2 separate regions of the Homo sapiens genome follow, and region 1 is linked to region 2. A link is a contact called in ENCODE Hi-C or POLR2A ChIA-PET data. All regions are on one chromosome and are shown on one strand. The core of a region is the stretch at or near the end of the contact, and the rest is flanking DNA. Distances in the headings are between cores, read along the strand shown. Region 1 holds the start of LINC01719 (long intergenic non-protein coding RNA 1719). Region 2 overlaps LIX1L (limb and CNS expressed 1 like).

What was found. Hi-C counts contacts between places; a loop is a spot of excess contacts on that map. ChIA-PET counts read pairs that join two places held with the same protein, here RNA polymerase II (POLR2A). Pooled maps may share reads with other maps.
Region 1: a pooled map shows a loop between it and region 2 (4-fold over the local background). The contact joins the promoter of LINC01719 here to the enhancer-like site in region 2. A Hi-C loop is called at or near these places in 6 of 50 pooled maps. POLR2A ChIA-PET finds 5 or more read pairs at or near these places in 24 of 52 experiments (AG04450, CD4-positive, alpha-beta T cell, GM10248 and 16 more).

The regions. Positions count from the first base shown.
Region 1 is chr1:146,050,757-146,055,817 of GRCh38, forward strand. It overlaps LINC01719 (long intergenic non-protein coding RNA 1719), which reads left to right and starts at 1,840. Exons shown (of 3, transcript NR_125968.1): 1 at 1,840-2,192. It overlaps RNVU1-6 (RNA, variant U1 small nuclear 6), which reads right to left and starts at 1,488; the gene lies at 1,325-1,488. RefSeq lists enhancers at 698-1,426, 1,427-2,158 and a silencer at 1,338-1,577.
Region 2 is chr1:145,931,052-145,935,850 of GRCh38, forward strand. LIX1L (limb and CNS expressed 1 like) reads right to left here. Exons shown (of 6, transcript NM_153713.3): 6 at 2,372-4,799. All of the region lies in intron 2 of LIX1L-AS1 (LIX1L antisense RNA 1), which reads left to right. Among named protein-coding and RNA genes, the nearest start is that of RBM8A, 6.0 kb to the left of the region's middle. Within about 2 kb of position 1,913, at least 3 of the 41 ENCODE cell types and tissues checked have a DNase peak (open chromatin) inside an H3K27ac peak, as active enhancers do.

The DNA.
Region 1 (5,061 bases), core at 590-3,089, 120 kb after region 2:
GATCTTCAGCTTCCCTGACCCTTGGACTGGTGGGTGTTTTGCTTCTTGATCTAACATTAAGGTTAGAAGTTGCAGGATTCCAGCAGGGTTTTGTCACATCCAATCTGGTTTAAGTTCTCATATTATTAGGAAAGCTTTAGGGTGCTTCAGGAAAACGCTTTTTAAAAAATCAAATTTGGAAAATATCAAATGGAATTATAGGCAATAAGCATAACCCAGTGGAACCATGAATCAAACCCTCTAGAGCAGGGTTGTCTAAATTTTGGCTTCCTTGGGCCACACTGGAAAAAAAAAAAAGACACTTGTCTTGGGCCAAACATAATATACACTAATCGCAATTGAACTGTACCTGTAAAGCTTGTAAACAAAATGTGTCTGTAAAGTCTGTAAACAGGCCAGGTGCGGTGGCTCAGGCCTGTAATCCCAACATTTTGGGAGGCCGCGAGGCAGGCGGAAAACTTGAGGTCAGGAGTTCAAGACCAGGGTGGCCAACATGGTGAAACCCTGTCACTCTTTTTTTTTTTTTTTTTTTTTGAGACGGAGTCTCACTCTGTCGCCCAGGCTGGAGTGCAGTGGTGCGATCTCAGCTCACTGCAACCTCTGCCTCCCGGGTTCAAGCGATTCTCTTGCCTCAGCCTCCTGAGTAGCTGGGACTACAGGCACGTGCCACCACACCCGGCTAATTTTTTTTTTTTGTATTTTTATTAGAGATGGGGTTTCACTGTGTTAGCCAGGATGGTCTTGACCTCCTGACCTCATGATCCACCCGCTTCCGCCTCCCAAAGTGCTGGGATTACAGGCGCGAGCCAGTGCGCCCGGCCCGGTGAAACCATGTCTCTACTAAAAATTCAAAAAATTAGCCGGACCTAATTTTTTGGTTGCCTGAGCCTGTAATGCCAGTTACTCGGGAGGCTGAGTATTCTCTGGTTGAGGAAGGAGAATAGCTTGAACGCAGGAGGCAAAGGTTGCAGTAAGGCGAGATCGCGCCATACACTCCAGCGGACTGTTTGCTGTTAATCCCATAGGGAAAAGAAAAGCTTAGTTTTATTTCTATAGAACAACAACAAAAAAAGATAAGAGATTAGTAGAGACGGGTTCACTATATTTGCCCACACACGCCTGAGGTCGAGCGATATTAACATAAACATAACCTATCGACGTACCTCATAGATTGCTGGGATTACAAACGTGAGAACCACGATGTCCCAAATTTTTAGTTTCAGTGAAGTTACAGATGGGAACAAAGACCTGATTCTCAGCTTACGCTGACGCCCAGTATGCGTTTCTGCAGCAAACAAAACCTATTTTTAAAACGACAAAAATACAGGGGAAAGCGCGAATGCAGTCTACCACTGCCACAAATTATACAGTCAAGTTTCCCACATTTGGGGAAACTGCAGGGGTCAGCAGATCCGGAGTGCAATGGATAAGACTCGCTCTGGAAAAACCACCTTCGTGACCAGGGTATCTCTCCTGCCAGGTAAGTATGAGTTATTGCACCTCCGCCCCGCCGGCAGCCTCACACGCTTCACCCTTTACACGCACGGTCACTTGCCCCGCGCACACCCCCCTCCCCCCCAGCCCTCCTAGCCCTGACACACAGCTGGGACTCTCAGGTCCGACCAGCGGTCCTGAACCCGCTCCCACGGCACGGGAACTCCTTCGTGGCGAAGCAGCATGTGGCGAAGCAGCAGCCCCTGCGCTGGCTCATCTACATAGAAGTCGCCCTATCCGTGATGTCACCGACAGCGCCTTTCCCAGTCCCCGTCTGCCTTTCTGCCGCTCAGCCGACCAACCCGCTGCCGGAGCCGGCAAGGGGAAGTGACGTCTGCCTCTCCCTTTTTTCTCTCCTGCTTCCCTCATCTGTTCTCTTCCAAAGAAGCTGGTCCTTAGCCTGTATTGCGGAGCAAGCTTTCGGCGACCAGCTGGACCCTGGGCACCCTTCTTCGAACAATGGCTTTTAATTCTCAGACTAGAACGTTTAGGATTACAAAAGAAACTGGTTCTTTTCACATTCTTATTCTTGTGATGTAGCATTCCGCATATATATATATATATATATATATATATATATATATATGTATCCAACTATCCTAAAAGACACTACCCTTCATCATTCCATGCCATTAGACATGTATAGGACCATGCATGGTGATCTCCTCCAGACAAAAGTAAATGCTGGTGCAGAACAGGTAAGTGTACTATAATTTGAGTACATCAGCTTTTGGGCATTTTAAACCATGGGTCAGACAAGTTAGAGCAAGAGGGCAGGTTGATAGCAAGAGGGAGTGTTTTTCTTTTAATTTTCTTTTTTTTTGTTTTGAGACGGAGTCTCGCGCTCTTCGCTCAGGCTGGAGTGCAGTGGGGCTATCTCGGCTCACTGCAAGCTCCGCCTCCCGGGTTCACGCCATTCTCCTGCCTCAGCCTCCCCAGTAGCTGGGATTACAGGCACCTGCCACCACGTCCGGCTAATTTTTTGTATTTTTAGTAGAGATGGGGTTTCACTCTGTTAGCCAGGATGGTCTCGATCTCCTGACCTTGTGATCCGCCCACCTCGGCCTCCCAAAGTGCTGGGATTACAGGCGTGAGCCACCGCGCCCGGCTTCTTTTAATTTTCAAATAGCAAAGTGATGTTTGCCACTGTCATTTCAGAATGAGGTGACAATTTGTTGTTGTTTGGTTTTGTGGGGTTTTTTGTTTGTTTGTTTGTTTCTGAGACAAGGTCTCACTGTCGCCCAGGTTGGAGTACAGTGGCATGATCAGGGTTTACTTCTGCCTTGACCTCACGAATTCAAGCAAACCTCCTTACTAATCCTCCCAAGTAGCTGGGACTACAGGTGCATGACACCACACCCTGGGGTGTGAACTGGGATTTGATGTTTTCAGTTGGCTCCCTGATGGAATAGGTTCCCTTACTATTCTGGAATACAGATTGTCTTCATGATTATGATTCATAATCATAATGATTATGACAGCAGTCCCTGCTGTCAGGCAGGGACGTTTAAGTCTGCAGAAGCTGTCTGCTGCCTTTTATTCAGATATGCCCTGCCCCCAGAGGTGGAATCTAGAGGCAGTAGGCCTTGCTGAGCTGCAGTGGGCTCTACCCAGTTCGAGCTTCCCTACCACTTTATTTACACTGTGACCATAGAACCACATACTCAAGCCTCAGCAGTGGCAGAACCCCCTCCCCCTGCCATGCTCCAGTGTCACAGGTTGATCTCAGACTGCTGTGCTAGCAGCAGGCAAGGCTCCATGGGCATGGGACCTGCCGAGCCAGGCACAAGAGGGAATCTCCTGGTCTGTCGGTTGCAAAGACAGTGGAAAAAAGCACAGTATTTGGGCAGGGGTGTACTGCTTCTCGAGGTACAGTCACTCACAGCTTCCCTTGGCTAGGAAAAAGAAATCCCCCAACCCCTTGCACTTCCCGGGTGAGGCGACACCCCACCCTGCTTTGGCTCATCCTCCGTGGGCTGCATCCACTGTCCAACGAGTCCCAGTGAGATGAACCAGGTACCTCAGTTGGAAATGCAGAAATCACCTGTCTTCTGCGTCTATCTCACTTGAAGCTGTAGACCGGAGCTGTTCCTATTCAGCCATCTTGGAAGCAACCCTCTTTTTCTTTTTGTATTTTGGTAGAGACAGGGTTTCACCATATTGCCCAGGCTGGTTTCAAACTCCTGAGGTCAAGCCATTCTATAAAACAAACTTACATTTGTTTTATCTGAGTTCCTTCCTCAGGAAAGGACTCTCAGGCCTCTCAAAAAGCATCAGAGACCCGAAACTCAGCCAATCACAGCATCCAGACAATGAGATGCCAGTCCCCTCACTCATCACGAGTGCTTCCTCACCCCTCTCTAGTTCCTCTTTTCCCACACACAGTTAACTTTTCTTCTGCGCTATATAAACCCCTAACTTTAGTCAATCAGGGAGACAGATTTGAGACTCATCTCCTGTCTACTCAGCTGCAGCACCTGATTAAAGCCTTCTTCCTCAGCAATACTCAATGTCTCAATGATTGTCTTTCTGTGTGCTGAGAACACTGAAGCCCTGGGGTTTTGGTAAAAATACATGTACACTTTTAAAAACCGCAATTAATGGGTTGTGGTATATTGAGAAATTGGAGTGGCATCAACTTGGCCAATTCTGAGGAAACACACTGTGCTTAAGTGTGAGGGCCCTGCCTCCTGACCTCGACAGTTTATGGTTGATTTTGAGGCACAGCAGGGGAGTATGGCCTGGTTTGAGTGTTTTATAGAAATGTAAAACATGGCTGATTACTTTTTATTTTAAATCCAACAAATCTCCATTTCTGGTGAGAAAATCTTGCCAAAACCAACCAAACAAATGCGTAGAAGTATATGAAGAAGAAAATGAAAGATTCCCTGCCTCCCAATCCCACTTGCTTGGTGTCAGCCATTATTTATCACATGGAGGAAGGGGGCAAGACACACAGGAAGTCCCAAGTCCTGTTCTCACAATCATCTGGCCTCCCTGGGCAAAGGGAAAAGAGGGAAGGCAAAAAGAATATAACACTACTGTTTGCGGAAATTTCCCCTTGGTACAGGAAACTCTGGTAAACTGAGAGAGTATGTTTTCCAGAGGGAGGCCTCAAGGGCTCTTCTCTGGCCCTAAGCCCAAACTGGATTTTGCCTCATTTTCTGAGGTGCAAATGAAATGATAAAAGTTGATCAAAGGAGAGGGCAGAGAGAAAGAAAGAAAGAGGATGACTCCTCTCTCGCAGGTCCACCTTCCTTGGTGTTGCTTGAGGGATCAGAAGAAATGCCTTAACATAGGTGTGTGGGAACTATGGCTGCTAAGTATGAACTCAGTTACCTCCAGTTATAAGCTAGTGTGAGGTTCCATGGTGTAATGGTGAGCACTTTGGACTCTGAATACAGTGATCAGAGTTCAAGTCTCACTGGGACCTTTCTGTATAATTCCAGTGAGGTTCCTCTCTATTGCTCCATAAGCAGAATGGGGGAAATTGCCCAATCGTGGTCACAGACCCTCCATGCCACTGGCTGTGTGCAATTGGAGTCCCGGACCCAGCGACCAGCAAGA
Region 2 (4,799 bases), core at 663-3,162:
TGGCTCACACCTGTAATCCCAGCACTTTGGGAGGTTGAGGCGGGCGGATCACCTGAGGTCGGGAGTTCGAGACCAGCCTGGCCAACATGGTAAAACCCCATCTCTATTAAAAATAAAAAAATTTGCCACGTGTGGTAGTGGGTGCCTGTAATCCCAGCTACTTGGGAGGCTGAGGCAGGAGAATCTCCTGAACCCAAGAGGCAGTGGATGCAGTGAGCTGATACTGCACCATTGTACTCCAGCCTGGGCAACAAGAGCAAAACTCTGTCTCAAAAACAACATATTTACATTATGGTAGAGGAGTTGAGGGTGGATCTGAGGTGTGTGGCTTAGGTAACAGTGTAGATAATAATTCTAATAATAGATCGGCGGGGCATGGTGGCTTACGCCTGTAATCCCAGCACTTTGGGAGGCCCAGGCAGGTGGATCACCTGAGGTCAGGAGTTCGAGACCAGCCTGGCCAACATGGTGAAACTCCATCTTTACTAAAAATACAAAAATTAGCTGGGCGTGGTGGCGGGCGCCTATAATCCCAGCTACTCAGAAGGCTGAGGCAGGAGAATCGCTTGAACCCAGGAGGCAGAGGTTGCAGTGAGCCGAGATCGCGCCATTTCACTCCAGCCTGGGGGACAAGAGCAAGACTTCGTCTCAAAAATAATAATAATAAGAATAATAATAATTCGAATAATCTAGAGAGTCAAAGAGGAATGAGTATGGAGAAATGTTTTTTATTTTCGATATGTTTCAAAGTGCTTTTGTCATATTCAGATGGCCGTGTCAAGTATGTGGAAAGTAAATGTAAAAGCTTAAAACAGGTTGGGGAGGAAGAAATAGATTTGAGAGTCATGTGTATAGTGGAGTTCAAGTCACCATAATGGGTGAGATTGCCAGTGGGAGTAGGTAGAGCTTGAGGAGAAAAGACCAAGGACAAACTCCAGGTTAAATATCTGCAGAAAGGGAGGCAGGCTGCCTTATGCAATCATTTCTACCACCCCAAAAATGCTAATAAAATTTTTTTTTTTTTTGAGATAGAGTCTCACCCTGATGTCCAGGCTGGAGTGCAATCACTCAGTCTCGGCTCACTGCAACCTCCACCTCCTGGGTTCAGGTAATTCTCCTGCCTCAGCCTCCCAAGTAGCTGGGATTACAGGCGCCCACCACCATGCCCAGCTAATTTTTAATTTTTTTTAGTAGAGATGGGGGTTTCACCATGGTGGCCAGGCTGGTCTCGAACTCCTGACCTCGTGATCCACCCGCCTCGGCCTCCCAAAGTGCTGGGATTACAGGCATGAGCCACCGCACCTGGCCTAAAAATTCTTCTTTAGTATATATGTAAAAGAACAGGGATGTTTTAGAGCTTCTTGTGGGGAAAAGAAAGGGAGACCAGATTGTTACTGTGTCTGTGTAGAAAGAAGTAGACATAGGAGGCTCCATTTTGTTCTGTACTAAGAAAAATTCTTCTGCATTGAGATGCTGTTAATCTGTAACACTACCCCCAACCCTGTGCTCCCTGAAACACGTGCTGTGTCAACTCAGGGTTAAATGGATTAAGGGCTGTGCAGGGTGTGCTTTGTTAAACAAATGCTTGAAGGTAGCATGCTTGTTAAGAGTCATCACCACTCCCTAATCTCAAACCACTTCCTAATCTCAAGTACCCAGAGACACAAACCACTGAGGAAGGCCGCAGGGATCTCTGCCTAGGAAAGCCAGGTATTGTCCAAGGTTTCTCCCCATGTGATAGCCTGAGATATGGCCTCGTGGGAAGGGAAAGACCTGACCGTCCCCCAGCCCGACACCCGTAAAGGGTCTGTGCTGAGGAGGATTAGTAAAAGAGGAAGTAACACCTCCTTGCGGTTGAGACAAGAGGAAGGCATCTGTCTCCTGCTCGTCCCTGGGCAATGGAATGTCTCGGTGTAAAACCTGATTGTATATTCCATCTACTGAGATAGGGGAAAGCCACCTTAGGGCTGGAGGTGGGACATGCGGGCAGCAATACTGCTCTTTAAGGCATTGAGATGTTTATGTGTATACATATCCAAAGCACAGCACTTAATTCTTTACCTTGTTTATGATGCAGAGACCTTTGTTCACGTGTTTACCTGCTGACCTTCTCTCCACTATTATCCTATGATCCTGCCACATCCCCCTCTCCGGGAAACGCCCAATAATGATCAATAAATACTAAGGGAACTCAGAGGCTGGCGTGGATCCTCCGTATACTGAACGCTGGTCAGCTGGGCCCAGTTTTCTTTCTCTATACTTTGTCTCTGTGTCTCTTGTTCCACCTAACGAGAAACGCCCACAGGTGTGGAGGGGCAACCCACCCCTTCACTTTTGTAATATATAGGTCTCAAGAAAGAGTCAGTCTGGCTCACTAGACAAAAATCTATTTTTAATTGTATAAAATTATACATATAAAATACATAGAATGTACTAAGAAGATGAGTAAAATCTTTGACACCAGAAGTGGACAGATCAGGAAACAATTTTTCTCAAGTTATTTGGGATCTTACTGGTTGGTATTTGAGAAAAATAATAAATCCAGGAGGTACGAGGGCAATTCTTCCCACAACTCACACCCCTTAATCCACACGTCCCAGAGAAAGGAGAAACAGGAGTGTTGATGAGTGCCAGCTTATAAATGTCAAACAGACACACCTGGTGTGTCTAGCTGTTTTTGCCTTTACTCCAACCCGACGTGTTTCATGGAATACAAACATGGGGCTTCTACCCCAGCTCTCTTCTGATTAGTAAGAAAAAAAAAATGATAGGGCCTGGAGAATTCAAGGAAGCCCGTTTCAAGCACTAATAAAATTGTAGCTGGATTCCTTACCTCTTACCCAACATGATTTCAAAAGCAAGAAAGTTGCCTTTCATCTTGCCCCTATCAAATCCAAAAGAGCCAATTATAGCCTGTTTCATAATCTATTTTTATTGTTGTTGTTACACTTGAACTTTCTGTTTGGAACCTAATCTATTTCTAAAAGCAAAGTCTGTATAATTGTTAAGTGGGAAGTCCAATTGCAGGAATACTAAATGTTCCAAGCTCAGTTTAGAAAGTACATGGGACAATAATATAGTATAAATAAGAGATCACAGAGACAAGGGGGAAATATATATTAGAGACCTCCAAAAAAATTCTCTGAAAGGAGAATACTTTAGCTGCTGTACTACAGGTTATTTCTCTCTTATGTCACCCAGGAGAGAAGTGGGGGAGAATGGTGTTAAAAACACAAATAGTGCCGGGCGCGGTGGCTCACGCCTGTAATCCCAGCACTTTGGGAGGCCGAGGCGGGCGGATCACGAAGTCAGGAAATCGAGACCATCCTGTCAAACACGGTGAAACCCCGTCTCTACTAAAAATACAAAAAAATTAGCCAGGCATGGTGGCGGGCGCCTGTAGTCCCAGCTACTAAGGAGGCTGAGGCAGGAGAGTGGCGTGAACCCGGGAGGCGGAGCTTGCAGTGAGCCGAGATAGCGCCACTGCACTCCAGCCTGGGCGACAGAGCGAGACTCCGTCTCAAAAAAAAAAAAAACACACAAATAGTTTGGGAGGCCGAGGCAGGTGGATCACGAGGTCAGGAGATGGAGACCGTCCTGGCTAACATGGTGAAACCCCGTCTCTACTAAAAATACAAAAAATTAGCTGGGCGTGGTGGTGGGCACCTGTAATCCCAGCTACTCGGGAGGCTGAGGCAGGAGAATGGTGTGAATCTGGGAGGCGGAGGTTGCAGTGAGCCGAGATCGCGCCACTGCACTCTAGCCTGGGCGACAGAGCAAGACTCCGTCTCAAAAACAAAAACAAAAACAAAACCAAAAAAAAACCACAAATAGGCCAGGCTCAGTGCCTCACGCCTGTAATCCCAGCACTTTGGGAGGCTGAGGCGGGTGGATTACCTTATGTCAGGAGTTCAAGAACAGCCTGGCCAACATGGTGAAACCCTGTCTCTACTAAAAATATAAAAATTAGCCAGGCGTTGTGGCGTGTGCCTGTAATCCCAGCTACTCGGGAAGCTGAGGCAAGAGAATCGCTTGAACCCTGGAGGCAGAGGTTGCAGTGAGCCGAGATCACGCCACTGCACTCCAGCCTGGGCAAAAGTGTGAGACTCTGTCTTCCAAAAAAAAAAAAAAACCACACACACACACAAATAACTGATCATTGATTCTCTTTCCCTTCCTGCAGTCTCCCAAGGTGTCAATTAGGAAGTGCCAAAATACTAAAGTCTCATTTAATTTTCCTGATCAACTTATGTTCTAATAATTAATGTGGAAGGAGAGGAAAGAAAGAGAAAACAAATGAGAATCTAAGGTAGTAAACAGCAGCAACTTAGCGGGAATAAGGGGAACATGGTTCTCACTAACCAAATAGGACTGATAACGCTTCCAAAAAATAAAATGTTAGGTGAAGGGAAATATGGAAATATGTTTTACTTTCTACTAATAGCTGCAGGCAGGAAGGTCCAAACGCAGGGTTTAACTAAGCTGGGGGAGTAGGGGAGATGTTTAGAGGGAATACTGAAAGAGAATCAGTTTCAACCATAACCCCCATCTACTGTAGAGTATATCCAGAAATCTAGACTACTAGTATGGTATACATATGCCCTAGAAGCAACTTAGGTAGTAAACTCCCATGAATTGTTTGTAATTTATCTTGTCCCTGGGCAGTTTCTTAGGAGGGGTTTCAGAAGCAAGATCTCTACTTCCTTCAGAATAATAAGGTAGGGAAGGAAGCCTCAAAACAAAGTGGCAATTTGGAGGCAGAGAAGGAATAAGGTAGTGGTGGGGAGGAAAGGGATAGC